2 separate regions of the Homo sapiens genome follow, and region 1 is linked to region 2. A link is an interaction called in ENCODE POLR2A ChIA-PET data of the cell type or tissue named here. Cell type or tissue: PC-9. All regions are shown on one strand.

Evidence for each region. ChIA-PET counts read pairs that join two places held together with the same protein. Peaks named below come from ENCODE experiments on the same cell type or tissue, not always from the same donor. Only the 100,000 strongest peaks of a DNase experiment are listed, where the experiment ranks them.
Region 1: POLR2A ChIA-PET joins it to region 2 with 19 read pairs; 2 of 35 experiments call an interaction of 5 or more read pairs at or near these places.

What each region holds. Positions count from the first base shown.
Region 1 is chr4:167,230,695-167,238,694 of GRCh38, forward strand. It overlaps SPOCK3 (SPARC (osteonectin), cwcv and kazal like domains proteoglycan 3), which reads right to left and starts at 3,800. Exons shown (of 11, transcript NM_001040159.2): 1 at 3,756-3,800; 2 at 3,291-3,479. The coding sequence starts at 3,479. In PC-9, no CTCF peak of the experiment used is centred here; no DNase peak of the experiment used is centred here; H3K4me3 peaks cover 1,671 bases.
Region 2 is chr4:167,409,861-167,417,860 of GRCh38, forward strand. No RefSeq gene overlaps it. Among named protein-coding and RNA genes, the nearest start is that of SPOCK3, 180 kb to the left of the region's middle. In PC-9, no CTCF peak of the experiment used is centred here; no DNase peak of the experiment used is centred here.

The DNA of each region.
Region 1 (8,000 bases), 180 kb before region 2:
TGCTTTCCTAAGACATAGATATTAAAATCCTTATCAGAATTTTTATACTAATAACCAAATAAATTAATAATTTTCAAAACAGTGAAAGCTCTTTATGTCTATAACATTAAGCATCGTACACTCCAAGCGTCCTTCAAAAGGACAACAAAGGTAACAAACTTTATTCAACAGACATTGCTAGCATAGAGCAGTCAAAAATACTTGAGGTTTCTCCTGTGTTAACACCTACTCATTGCAAGCTTGTTTCTCCTGTGTTAATACCTATTCACTGTAAGCTTGTCTTTGCTTTCATTGCTTCTTTAGCATTTATATTGAGGAAATCAAGAAAATGAGCCTCAACGGCAGTAGTTTTTATGCTCACCTACTCTCTCGTAACTCTATCCATGCTCTTTGTTCCTAAAGCTTTATTGTAAATCAATTATATTTACATACGTATATTACAAATATATAAAGAGTAACATTTATTTTTAAAATTATTCAATTAAAATATAATGCTAAATTGTATTTTTAAATATTATTTAAGATACTTTTAAAATGTATTTCAAAAGAAAGAACAGTTCAAACTTTCATTAAGGAGTCACTTGTTAAACAGTGCTGATTATGTAAAACAGTCACTTCGGAAGAAAAAATAATCATAAGGATTAATCCAAGCAATAATTATGCTGATGCTTTCCAAGGCTTTTGTATAAATAAAATTAATTATATTTTATGGGAAAAAAGCACAAAAGTACTTCAGTTAAATTGTTTCTCAAATAAGAGGTTCAGAATTCCATGTTTCTTTGCCCTCATATAAAGTGAGTACATAAATCATTATTTGAGATATGAATGCTCATGCAGAACATTTAAAGGTAGATTCATGCAGTATAGTATTATTTCAAGTAATGCCTTATCGCCATGTGCTTCCAGCTGAAAACCAACTGAAAAATAACATCCTGAGAGCTACAGAAAAGATTATTAAGCTAATGATTCCCCAAAAGGGAAAGAATATACATAAATAGCAGTGGGGTGGATGGTCTAGATAAGGATTATATATTATGCATTCTGAATTATTATTTGAGAAACCACACTGTCAGCATACCTTTCATCATGTTAATAATAAGCAACAGGTGGTTCAAGGGTAAAAAATGATGGCATTTATCCGCTCCATTCCCTCCAGAAGTCATCTTTGCAAAAACATAACTGTCTTACTAAAATGGTAATACTAAAACCTGATGAAAGTTTTTCAAATAAATCAATATTTATTTTTAGGTGTTGCATATACTTCAAAACAGATATTTGCATAAAATGTATCAGTAAATCCTTTTTAAAATTTATGTACAATTTTGATGGACTTTTTCCTTGAGATCCTAGAATAACTGAGAATGATATAGCAATAAAATCTCCATCTCTATAGAAATTGACTCCATAAATTCTAGCATATTTAGCTCTATAGTAGGCAACTCAGCTTGTCTCAATAGTTTAAGTCAAACACATTCACAAACTGTCCAAGTCCCTCAATAATTTAATAAAGTAATTTGAATAAAATAAGAGAATACTAAGTTATTCAAAATTTAAAATACATTTTAGAGAAGAAAGCTTTTATCTCTGCTCTCATTGAAGATAGTAATACTCTTACAATTCTCCCAGCGAGGAATCTTGTGTAGTTGATTTTATTAAAAAAAAAAAAAACCCAAAACAAATAGAAAACAGCATGCAACCAGTATTACCTACTAAATATATCCCATTGTTGGGAGGTCTTTCAAAAATTCATTTCTAGAAGATTTTAAAGCAGCCATTAAATAATGAAATGTCATAATGTCAAACACTGTTCAAATACTGATGAAGTGTTCAATTTTCGTTTTTGTTTTTGATTTTGCCAAATGAGGGCATGATAAACAAATTTTCTTTAGGTTTAGGAATATCTCACTCGCTATCCTTTTTGCTTGTACTCAATATTGGTGTAAACTTAAAACAAATATGCAACGGGTATGCTTTTATAAGGGCATTTATTTAGCAATAAAATGATGCTTAAGCTTTGTTCATGAAGTATGTAGGCAAGGTTCTCCATTAAATATTCTCAATCAAATGGCTAAACCTAATTTTAAAGTAAAAATTTGTGTTTCTTCAGGAATCCCTCTGCTAGATTTGGCTTGTCAGCTACTTCATGGAGAGGCTGAGAGAATGGGTTAGAGGAGGCAGGATGAAAGCTAGCCTAGGCTCCCTTTTATTTTCCTAAATGGTGACTGAGTCGGAGCTGATGAAAGAAGTTAACTCATCTCCACGTAGTGCACTGCAGATGGACTCCACGAGAAATTCTCTCAAATGTCACGGTAAGGATTGGCAATGTGTCTAGGAACCACTCTCGCTCCAGTTCAGGCCTTCCGCGTTTTAAAGGGTGGGCTAGGGGCGGTATTCAGCCAACAGGGCGGCCTCCTCACTGGGACAACCAAATTCAAGGCTTCCAGTTGTATCGTGCTCTGTACGTGAGCAGCTCTTACTGGGCTCCATTCAGATCAGGTGAGGAAAATAAAAATGACTGGCAAGCCATGGCCACTAGCTTCAAGTGTGGAAACCTGGCTCCCTCTTAATAACCCTTTTGAAAACTCCCCAGGGGAGTCTATGGTTTAACTCTTTTATCGCTGTCACCTGCAATCCTCCCGCCCTCGCAACCTCTTCCCGCAGAGTTCAAGGCAGTGATTCATTTTGGAATAAAATATAATCAAATGCATTGCAAAGATGTTCTAGATTAAAGTCATGTCGAAGCACAAATCTGATCGACAATTTTATGTAAGCGGGAGCGTTCAACGAGTCCTTACTGGTGCCGCCAAACATCCTCCCACCCTTGGAGAGCGGGCATTTATAAATCTTACATCTTCCTACCTCCTCCCTCAAATTCCTTAATGGACCATTAGTGACAGGATCGATCCTAGTTACTTTAGTAGCGATACATCGCAAAGGCACATCTGCTGTGTTTACCAGTGCCAGAAACACCATTCAAAAGTTGAGAGGTTAGAGCCAGCACTTTGTAACCTTTGTGGGCCGGGAGGGGGCACAGGGGAGAGCAGGGTGGGGGAGGAAGAGTGTGAACCTGGTGAGACCTGAACTCCTGTGCATCCAAGAAACAAGCCCTTGAACCAGCTGGGAGGGGGCAGCGGAACTGTGAACTTCTCCAGCAGCCCTGCGCCGCCGCGTTTCCCTAAACCCCTCTCCTCAGAAAACGGAGCCCACTCCCCACCCACATCCGGCGGCCGCGGCCCCCGCCTCGGAGCAGCGCGCGCGTGTGCCCGGGGATGTGGGTGCGCGGAACTTACGTCTCGGAATTTGTTCCACTGTCCGACTTCCTTGTCATACTGAGAGATTGTGGTGAGCCATTGTTTATCATCCAGAAAATTACCGCCGTCCGACCGCCCCCCGGCTGCAGCCACCGCCGCGGCAGCTGCGAGAGACTGACTGCACCAAGCGGCTGCACACACACACAGTACGGCTGACACCTTGAGCATCTGGGAGAGGAGACACAACGGGGGGTGGGGGGGCATGTCAGTGTCAAATAAGGGGTACGAAGCCAGGAGCGACCCTGGAAAACATGCATTAGCAACGACGAGGGTAGAGGGAGGAGGAGACAAGCAGAGGCAAGCGTGTCCCCTCCCCGCAGGCTTTACCCCCAAAAGCCGGGCACTCACACACACGCAGACCCAGAGGAGGAGAGGTGGGTATAAGGAAGCAAGCCCCAGCCGCAGCAGCCCGAGCGGGCACAAAACCGCTTCCTGGCACATCACCTTGTTGTGAGCCAGCACTGTGCTCGCAGCTCCTGCTGGAAATGCAGCCCTGCTCTGCCAACTCGCTGCTTTCTGGAGCTGCTGCACGCGCCGCCGTCTCGAGCCGTCCACTCAGCTCCCTGCGCCCGGCGCGCTCCCCCCATCTCCACCCTCCCTTCGCGCGCGGATCTCCAGCTTACTCCCCTCCGTTCCCCCTCCCTCCCCGACCTCCGTTTTTTTCCTCTTCCACCTCCTCCTATCCCACCTTCCTCTCGCTGGATCCCAGCTACAGTTGGCTCCGGATAGGACGCTTGGCTGGAGCCAGAGGACGAGGTAGCTCCTAGCCTAGGAATCCTTATCTGCTTTGTAACCTCTCCCCTCCAGAAGAGGTTCTCATGTTCGCGAGACAGCCTGCTCATTCTCTGCTCCTGGATTTAACACAAAGTGTACTATCTCTCGCAGTTGCCTCTGCTCCACAATTTCCAGGGTTGTCAGGCAGACGTGAGAAACAAGATCTGAGGAAAACTTTATGCATTAATAAATAAGAATACCTGGACTTCCTACCCTGTAAAGCTCCTGAACTCAGCTCCTCCCTAAAGAAAGGCCATCTATCCACAAGGTCTTGGGAGATCTGTTTAATTTCAGAAAATTTAAAGTTTGCTGTGAGCTTCTGGATTACTACCGACAGCAAACTTTCATGTTAAAGGTTGCAGTTTCTTTTTTTCTTTTCCTTTGTGTGTGTGTGTGTGTGTGTGTGTGTGTGTGTGTGTTTTGTTTTGAGAGACAGAAGCATAACGAGGTAGGGCGTTTGAGAACACCTATATCTCCTACATACTGTAGCTGCATTTTTCCCTTTATAAAAACTCCCTGGCAGCTTTATTTTAGAACGTAGAACCTGAATCGGAAACTTTAAAAGCCTACTGTCTCCCTCCTGCAAAATAAGACAGTTTTGAAGCCCGAACACCAATTTTGTATTCCAAACTTCCATTTATGACAAAATATTTGGCTTTCCATGTCGTTTCTACATATTCTAAATAAACTGGAAGGAAATCAGTAATTAGCCCCTTGTAGAGAAAATCTGATACAGAGAATCTCTCATATTTAGAGAATTTAGGTGAAGTGAATATTACACATAAATCAAGAAATGTCTGCAAGCCAATAGACTGCAATAACATTATGAATCTCTATTTGAATTATTAGAGATTTCAGCCAAAACTACATCTCCCAAAGCTACGACCTTTGAACATTTCTTGTAGCCTCCAAAACTTCAGAAGCTATTCGAATAGCAGCAGTACACATTTTCCATATCAATCTCGTCTAACATTTTGCAATCTATATTAACAAAACGACCAAACTCAATGTTTAATGTTAATTTCCTTTTTTAATGTAATATTTCAAAATAAATGTATAATATGTATGGTAGGAAATATAAGTGTAATATTTATATAGGAAAGAAATTTCTATTACTATTTTTAACTCAGAAAAAGATGTTTTTCTCAATTCCCCCCATTTCTACAGTGATGAATGCAATTAGTGGAGAAAAACACGGAACATACTACTGCAATTCATGGGAGCCCTGATTGACACGAACAAATGTCAGAAAACTTTAAGAATATAGATGTGTGCTAATTCTTCAAAGATATTTATTTTTGCCTGTTCACAGAGGGTTATTACCATGTAGTTTACATATTTAAATTCTTGTTTAGTAAATTTATTAAGACAATAGTAGGTGGTCCATTCTCCACTATCACCTTTTCCTGACCCCTGGTCCTTTGACCTCCCACACTCTCATCCTTAGCTCTCTTCCTCAAAATTTGAAGAAATACTTTATTATTAATAAGAATATCTCATCATGTTTTAAAACCTCATTATTTCTAAATTTAAGTCTAATAGGGAAAGCACAGAAATTGTTTCTTACAAGAAACTGATACTTGGCAGAAGTCAGTAATTCTAAAAGTAAAAATGACCTTCTAACCTTTGTAACTTACCTTTTAAAAAGATAGTTGTTATTAGCTACAAAATACTTGATGAGGAATAATGCTCTAACACTCATCCCCTTCAGCATCTGCTATACATTTTAGCTCAATAACTGGCACCATCTAAGGCCAACATGGTCACCTTTAGATTTATGGAAGCACATATATTTATGTTTATACAGCATTTCCCCCCCAAATACGTCTATTTTGTGGCTGACTCTCCAATGTTCAGAGCATGTTTTCACATCTAGCTTTCACTGGCAGCTTCCCATACTGCAGCTCCACAGGGACGTCTCCAAGTTGTGAAATTTGTTGAAAACAAACAATGACAGTTGAATTCATCTTGGGAGAAATGCCTTTGATAGGGTTTTAAACTACAGATCTGAAGATAGAGTAGGATTTACTAGCAAATTGCAAGTTTAAAATTCTAAAGTCAAAAGAGGCAGAGTGAGCCTGTCTACAGTGTATTTGTGTTGGCCTGGTGTGGTCCAGTCACCTGACTGCTCCTACAGCTCCTTAAGCTTCTCTTTCCAAGCCATTGCCATTGTCTAGGCTAAGTGGGCATGTTGGTAGTGAGAGTCAAAGTCTAGTAGGTGTGATGTTGTGATGTTATTAATCACAGGGAAAGGTTTCTATCAGTTTCTCTATATATCAATATTTTGGTCCTCAAACAGCCTGCTTTCAAGGTTTAAATAATCCTAGGAGAATTCACACTTCAGTTAACACCTTGGTTATCAGTTATCACCTCAGTGGGGATTCATTGAAAGCTTGCTGAGAGCAAAACACAGCAGAGAATAATAAGGGAAGAGTATTAGGTGGGCAGTAAGATATTGGAAGAGAGTAGTCAGGAGCCTTGTATGTCAAGGTAGGTGAGTAGACAAGAAATACTTCACTGACTGCTTCCCAGATAGATGGAGAGCCAGTCTAAAAAACTGGAGAAGCCAAAAACGCAGAAAGTGGGGTGCAGCATATGAGGTGGGTAAAGTGAGACGCTGGTGCCAGGGCTGGGACTTGATTTTATTTTTCAGATCATGCTTTACAAAATTGGAACTCAGAGCAAGACACAGGGCTTCAGATTCCCAGCCCCTTTGTTGTCATTCTGCCACCTGATGCAGAAACATAGTTTAGATACATTATGAAAAGCCAATGCTGAGGCCACTGCTAGATTGAACTTTGCTTTCATATTTGTGTATTTGTCCCTTTAGTTGTTCTTTCTCTCTAAACGTTCAGTAAATCAGTCCACAAATATCTATCATGAAAGATGTAAGGAACATTTTTGATAGGTATTATTTTAATTAAATGTATTTCTTCTGAAGGTTTCCTTACCCTCATTTTCAGACATGACACAGCTCTAGAAATAAAAATGCTAAGCATATATAATGACAGCTGGTCCATTTCTAACCGCCTTTGAGGTTGGATCCATGACCTTCATATAACTCCATTTATTTAAATGCGTGCACAACGTGCACACACACACACACGGTGTGGTCTTTCATAGGTTATTTTTTTCCCCAACAACTATAAAAGCATGCTACTCCATTATCTGTAACCAACATGAGGATATGCAGGAAAGGTCCAATTTATTGCACATCTTCCATGTGCCACACACAGAGCCAGGCAATTTACATGCATGATACCTTTTAGCCTTCACTGCCTAAGATCCTATAGCTACTAAGTGCAAAGGAAAGTTCTGGAGAATGATCAAGCTACTTTGTTTCTAGATATTTTTTCTCTATGTAGAAATATCTCTGAATCATCTTCTGTTTATGCTCTTTAATTCTTCTGCCCCCATATCTTTCCTTCTCCACCTGTTGCATATTTATTTATCTATCTCTATTTCAGTAAGAGCTAGGACTCATCTATAATTAAAGGCAGGAAAAGAGAGAATGGCTACTTCAGGGAGCTTGCTAAGCTAGGCAGAAGCAGCTCCACTTGTATAATGAGCACCTTAGTCCCTGACTCAAATGATGACCCTGTCCACTGGAATCTTTCATCTCAGCAGCATCAAGCCAGTAGCCCAGCAGGCAATCCGACTGGTTGGCTGAGAAGAGAATTAACCAAGACTGCCTCTCTCTCCTTATTGCAAAAGTGTTTGCCAATCAAGCAAGTGTTGTTTGTCTTCCCTGTAGGAATACATGCTTCCCATTACCTTCCCAGCTGGTGGAAGGTAAGGAGACATGTGCATTAAGGGATTTCCAAGTGTCTGACTTCACCCAAAGCTGTAGTTTAATGATATATGAGTTAACCTAAAAACAAAATTTGGCCATTTCTGAAATATTTCATTATAAGG
Region 2 (8,000 bases):
TTTATTTGTTCCCTGCAACAAACAAAACGTAAAATTCAGAGTGCTAACCAGTATCTATGTTGTAATGTGTGCCATAGAACACAGAATAAGCCAATCTAAACTCATAAAAAATGTGTGATGAGCACTCAAGATATGCAGATGAGAGTTGAAAAGAGAATCTTCTACACTATACCAGATACCTCATTTTCTAATCTTGGCTATATAGATAGATAGATATTCTAACTTGGCAATATACCATATATATATTCTCCCATGCATATATATTCTACCTTGGGTCATTTAAAGTTTCATATTTTGCTTATAATAGTTTCAGTAGGAATTTGCTCACTATAACACATGGAATCTTAACAAATAGGCAGGTGTAGATCACAGAGAGCTTTGACAATCATGTTAAAATATTTGAACTTTTTCTGAAAAACAATTAATAAGCCAAAAATTGACAGAATTTGTACTTTAAAAGATCACATTCTTTTATCAGTGTGTGATAGATTAGAAGAGAAGAAGATTAGACACAGAGAAGTTCACTAGCCGTCTATTATAATAGTTCAAAGAAAAGATCTTGGATGTCTTGGAATAGGATATGTTAGTGGAATTAGAGATACATAGACAAGTTTAAAGGTGTTTTGGAAAGTGAACTAAAAAGCTTGGTGTTTATTTATATGGACTGGGTATTGTAGGTTAGAGGAAAATAAGGGTCAGGAGTGATTCTAAAGTTTCTGTTTGAGGCAAATAAATGATTGTTCCATTGGCCAAAATCGAATATTAAATGAGGAGCAAATTTTGCAAGTTGGGTAGGAGAGGGCTCTGGAAAGTAATGAGGTCAATGGTGAACATACTGAATGCATTACCTATAAGACAGCCAGACAAAATTTCTAGTAGCAGGTTGGATATACTGATTTGAACGTTTTAAATGGATGACTGTAGGTGCAAACTGAAGTCATAAGCATTACCCTACTAATTGAACCAAGGAAATTGATAAGGTCACTGAGAGTAGAAACATCCGAAAAGAAAAGCCTAGGGCTAAGGCAGAGATCTTTATTAATAAAATATTTAAAGACAGAGAAAAGGTGTTTTAATATAGTGAAAGTGAAGCAATGGCTAGATAAATAGAAACAATTCATAAGTGTGTATACTATGGAAGTCTAGGATAACTTTGGTAAGAGTATTTTGGACAAGAGATAATGTAAAACAATGCGGAGGATCAAGAAATGAGACTGAAATGAGTCTCATTTACACATATGTGATTAGTGTGATGTGGAAACCAGCAATGAGAGTCTAACAGAAAAATTTCTGGATACGTAAAGAAATATATTTAAACGATCTAATGCATGTATATAGAAAATGTACCAAGTTTTTGATAACTCAGAATCTCAACTAATAATACAAAACATTTCTATTCTGTTTCTTCTGTTTCGTCCTCTTTTTACTTAAATGAGACACATTTAAGGTATGCAGAGACATTTCTTTGTTGTTAGAATAAGAAGCATATAGATGTTCACTTCTATGGTAGCTGTCTTTATTCTGCCACATATGTGCCGTCCTTACCCTCAAAAACAATACTGGAAATACACAGACATCAGAAACTTGAATATTAGGCAGAGAAGAAAGAGAAGAAGAAAGAAAAAAGTAAGGAGAGAGAAAGAAAAAGAAAACAGAAAATGAGGGGAGAAAAAAGAAGAGAGCAGAGGAGAGAACAGAAGAGAAAAGAAAGAACAATTTTAAAGAAGAAAAGAAAATAACTATATTATTTTGACAATTTTCTGTTCTTAGGCCAGTAGTTTTCTTTTTTGAACCATTTTCTTGACCTTTTCATCAACTCTGATGGAGAAGCTACAGTCATTACAAATCAAAATGAAAGTTAAAACAAGACACTCAAATACTGTGACTAGTGTGTTGCTTTTTCTGTTCTTGTTCTCTAACATTTAATTTTTAAAAGATTATTTCAGAATCTTTCCTTTATATTTGTGATTTAGAAAACAGTCTGTAAAAGCAAAAGTGAACGTCAATGAACTGAGATTACCTAAATGGTGTATTTTGAAAAGTCCATTGAAGCATGATCTTATCTCTGTATCTATTTTCACGTTAACTATCTCAAATGGAGTATTTTGTTCATTTGCTCTTCTTGAGACAACTGTTAATGAACATATGGAAAATACGATTTATATTTCTTGAAGTAAACGAATGTTTCAAGTAGCCACCTTCTTGAGGAGATTAGTAACAGACATTGGAATTTACTAGCTCCAGGTAACTTGCTACACCTAATCACAAAGCACTCCTGACTACCTGTTGTACTGCCCTGGAATACCTTAGTAGACGGTGAAGCACGCAAGAGGGGAAAAGAAATTTTCATTTGGTGCCGAGGAAATAACTCTATAGCACATTTGAGATGAGATCTAGAAATTTCCTTCCTGCAGTTGGTTCACTCAGATTTAGCAAAAGGAGTGGAACAGCAGCAAACATGCTCTAGAATGTAGAGTTTAAGGGAAGAAAACAGAGCCTCTATTGAAAAGTTAAAAATAAAGATTTCTTACTTTAAGCAAATTTTTCACAACTTGCTATAGTTGAGAATTAATATAATTATCAGTTTTACTAAAGAAAGCTTTGCAGCAATTACACTTAATTTCCATATAATGAGAATAAAATAATTTAGCACATGACTCAGAAGCAAATCAACAGGACCTCTAGAAGTAATTTCAGACTAGATTACATTACTGATGTTAGTTATAGATTTCTGCAATACTCTTTGACAGAAAAACAAAATACATACAAACACCTCTCTTTATGAATTGTCATTTGTTTAGTCAAATATACACAGTTTCACTTCAGACAAAAGTTCAGTACACAGTTTCACTTCAGACAAAAGTTCAGGCATTTTTAAGTAAATTATTATCTTTTTAAAATTTTCATTAAATCCTAAGTAATAAAGACTATCCATATATTATTCAGAATTGGGGGGGGGGGTTGTCATAATCTTGAGTCTGCTGTCCGGCATAAGAAAAAAGCTGGTCATAGTGGTTGTAGTTCCCCTGACCAATTGTTTTTCACAATTACTTCTTTCCATCTGGTATTGTATGCCACAGATAACTAGTCTTAAAATCAACTAGCTCTGACTGTTACTACTAGAAAATAGCTCTAAAATTTAGGAAGGTATTTGAATGCAATATAAAGTACCATTTTGTAATATACTTAAAGTTATAAAACACTGAAAATTAGAAACTCAAGAATAGCTTATCACAAATAGCTTAGAAGAGTAGGTAAGACAAAGCTAGATTAGCACAAAGATATACAAATAAAGCATTTAAACAACAACGACGACAATAACAAAAAGGTTCATACATGTATTGCTACCTAATTTAAAATAAAGCCCACTGCGATTCAGTGGGGGAAAAGATGGCCTTTCAAAAATGAATGATGTTTAAATCATTGGATAACAATATGAAAAAAGTGAAACTTGACTTCCACATCACATAATAAATAAATTAAATCAGAAAAGAATGAGAGACCAAATGTAAAAGGGTAAACAATAAAGCTTCTAGGGGATAGGGAATATATCCATGATCCTGGAGTAAGCAAAGATTTCATAAACAATGCACAAAACTATAAAATGCATTAATCCTAAAGCAAAAGATTGGCAGGGGTCTTAATTAAAATTAAGAATTTGTATTAAAAAGGCATGATAAAAAGAATGACAAGCCATAATTTGGGAAAATAGTTTTATAATTAATATATATAATAAAGAACACGTGTAGAATATTTAAAGAAATCTACAAGCAAATATGAAAAAAATACAATTCAATTAAAAAACAAAATTGACAAAGACTTAAAAACACAATTCAGTTAAGCATATAAAAAGTTGCTCAGTCTTATTAATTACCAGGGAAATACATATAAAAATTACAATGATATATCATTACATAGTTGAAAAATGGTTTGACATTATCTGCTATTGCTAAGCAGCTGCCAACCTGTTAAATCAGCAAATTCCACTATTAAGTATAGTGAATCTATATCCAATATCCAAACCATGGTAGTTTTGTTCATGATATGAATAAATCAGATGAAAACTTAAGCTCACAAATAACCACATGAATATGCTACTATGATATATTCATGCAAGCAAACGTCATGCAGTGATTTTTTTTAAATACAAGAAAAGATGCACATAATAACATGGCTAAATTTCATATATATAATGATGAGCAAAGAAAGCCAGACACAAAATAGTGTACTTTATATGCCTATATTTACAAAATGATTAAAAAGAGAAAAAACTAACCAATGAGTGATAGAAGTCAGAATTGTAGTTGCCTCAGGTTGGGAAAAGTGGGGGATTAAAGGTGAAGGGGAATAACAGAGCCATCTGGAAACAGTTTATTCAACTGTTTTTATCAAACCCTGTTAGATTGCTAGACCACACAGTACAAAGTTATTCCCTGTAGTCCAAACAGAAGCTACAAAAGTGCAGTGGGTTATTGTGATTCAAAATGTACATAAAATGATGACTACAAATTTCTTCTACTACAGTGTAACTTCTATAACATAGACTTCTTTGTAGACAAAACTTCAAGGTTTTATCTCACACAAGCCCCAGCACAATGATCTGCACTTCAAGGACACGATCAGTATTCTAAATTTACTTAATTAATGGATGTTAGAATTTTAAACTGCATCTTTATCACGTATATATCCTTGTCAAGAAGGACAATGTCATTATCTTTACTAACATATGAAGGAAAACCAATAAGCTTCTACACAGCTCTTTTTAAAACTTTGGATATTTGTGGATAACTATGTAAAATCAGTATGTGGGAATATAAGTATAAAATTAAAAATAAGTGTCCCAAAGTATTTTGTGGATAAAGATATGGATGAAAAATCAGTAGACGTGAAGGGTATGACATTCTTGATGTTCAATGTAGATGTAGTATTATGATACACATAAAAATGCTCTTGGCCTACAATTGCCCCCTTCTTTATTTCTATATATGATTTGCTGTATTTTGACTTATTATAAGAGTACTCACACTATTAGTTTAGGAGAGAGATTAATTTTAAAACATTTGGTGTTTTCCTTAATCAAACAAATTTTATCCTTTGGAAATATATTGCCCAGAATAAAATTTCTACCCAAGATTTAGTAAGGGATGGAATTCATAGTGACAAAGATTTGGGGGAAAAAGTCCTCAGCGCATCTTTCCCATATCATTGGTTAAGTCTTTTTAATGAAAAACTATGAATTTAAATGAGACAGTTTAATAGATGCAAATTAAGATAATGGAAATTAAAAGTGTAAGTTAGAAGAACATTGTTTTCACAGGTGCTAAAATAGCAAAGGTTATTAAAGAAGTTCCCTGGAATTACACTACAGACGAAGGGTTGCTAAATTATTCCTATAGACACTAATACATCAAAGCACATTTTCATAAAATTTAAATAAAGCCAGTCTTTTTTGAATATAAAATGTTAAATTCCTCTTAAACCTAACAAAACTCAGAATTTTATTAATTTTATGCTATAAATGTATTAGAAAAATGGAATAATTAGACATTTATTCCAAATTCTGAACAGTAAAATTATGCAATTAGCATCTCCTATTATTTACACTCACTTCCTTTTCCTTTCTTGGCTGTTAATTTAAGATGTTATGTTAGTATTTTTTTTTTAATTTTTAGAATTGAGACCCTAAAGTTAGAGTCATAAAATTATATCATGTAAACAAAAAATTAATGCATAAGGCAGAGATGACAAGAGTGACACATCGCTGCTTATGACTATGAAATTTATTTCTGTTCGTAATTACGTGAATCAGCAATTTTATTAGCGAGTTTTCTTTCCCAGTTGCAATTCAGCAATGTGCATGGGAATTCAAGGTCTTCACCTTAATGTGACAACACTCACTAAGTGAGGAAGATCCTTGTTTTTAATGTAAAATTCACATTAAATATATTTTAACTTTAAAATCTAATATTTCAAATTAGAAGCTTAAAATCAAATAGATTAAATAAATTGCTGAACATTTCTGTGATCTGGCACATACTAAATGTTAATCCCTATAATTAATATCTAGCTTTTTCATTTACTAACAAGCTGTGGGTGTGAATTAGTTTTTCGGGAATTCACCATTTCATCATTTTAATGCTATTAAATTATTGTCAGCATACTTAAAACATTTTGAATATTTTAAAGTAAAATGATGAAGAAAGGTTAGTATTCTCTCAAGGAAGTTGTCATAATAATTTGATAATTTTAGTGCAAACAAAAAAATAGCAGCAGTCATATAAGGAATAAATATTATTTATACATAAATTATCTTCCGTGCTTTCTATCTGTGCTCCTTTAAATAGAGTTATATTGGAACATGGCAACACCCATTAGCTTACATATTGTTTATGACTGCTTTCATGCTGTAATGTCAGAGCTCAGTAGCAGCAATAGAAATGATAAAACTTGCAAAGCCAGTACTATTTACTCTCTGGCCATTTACAGAAAAAGTTTGCTAATCCCTACTCCATAGACTCATACAAGAAGGATCATAATTCAACACCTCATCTTTTATTATAGGAGTTATGAAGAAATTATTTCAGGTAGATAGAGAGGATAAGGGGTCCTTGGTAAGGTTTTATTTTCTTTTAAAGCAGCTCCAGAAACATTTCTTTTCTAGCAGAAAAATGATTTGAAGGGCCAGGCCAGCAAGCTTTGGTATACAAATGCCAGCCTTTAGAAACTGGGTCCATCCAATATGGCGATTCCCGCCTTCTTCTCATCACCATGTGTGCCAAGCATCATGGCCGCCCCCAGATATCTCCATGTGTGCACGTGTGTACAACATCATAGCACCCTGAATTTGCATATTAAAAGGCTAGGGCCAGAGGGCCAGTATTTTTGCAGGCATATGAATGACATACCTTGTCAATCCAATCCCCTGGGCCCTGTGTAAATCAGACACTGCCTCCTCCAGCCTCCTAATATAACCAACTGTTTTCTGCCACAGGTAGGGTTTCCTCTCTCGGCTTGGAGCCCCCCTTTTAGCAGCCACGGCAGGCAAGCCCACAGGGAATAGATCTGCAGAGATAAAACAGGTTCCAGAGGAGCAATCTGAGACAGCTATTGAATTTCCCAACCCTTCCAGTCTCCCTACAATAGTACCATCAGCTTCTCCAGCTCCACCATCTCCAGTATATCCTACTCTCCCCTCTTCACTCTTACCTCTGCAGGAAATGCCTGATAGAAATGGTGCCATGAGAGTTCAAGTTCCCTTCTCATTATAAGACCTTAAGCAAATAAAGGGAGACTTATGCTGATTTTCTGATGACCCCATTAGGTATATAGAAATTTTCCAAAATTTAACTCAGATGTTTGACTCCACAAGGTGGGATGTTATGTTGCTGCTAAGTCAGACCCTCACTGCAGCTGAAAAGGAGGCCGTTCTGAAGGCAGCAGAAAAATGCAGAGACAAGAAACATGCCTCCCATAGCAGATCAAGGGGAAAAGGGGATAGGGAAGGTGAGGAAGAAGTGGAAACTCCATTTCCACTAGTAAGGGAAGCAGTTCCAGTAGACAACCTGGATTGAAACTCCGATAACCCAAGAGATGAATGGAAAAGGAAGCACTTTTTAAGGTACATATAGGGGGCCTCCAGAAAACCAGGGACCAACCTCTCAATTACTCTAAACTGTCCATGATAGACCAAAGACCAGATGAGAATCTCACAGCCTTTATGGAAAAGCTGAGAGAGGTACACACCTCTTTATCCCCTGATTCAGTTGAGAACAGCTCATCCTGAAGGACAAGTTTATTACATAGGCAGCTCCTGATATTAGAAGGAAACTACTAAAGCAAGCTGTAGGACCAGAGAGCAGTGCAGAAAACCTCCTGAGAATAGCCTCTTTGGTCTTTTACAATAGGGATCTAGAAGAGGTCCAAGGCAAGGAGAGGAAATACAAGAGAAGGACAGAGGCTTTAGTGGCAGTGTTGCAAGCTTGCAAAGTCCAGGATCCCTG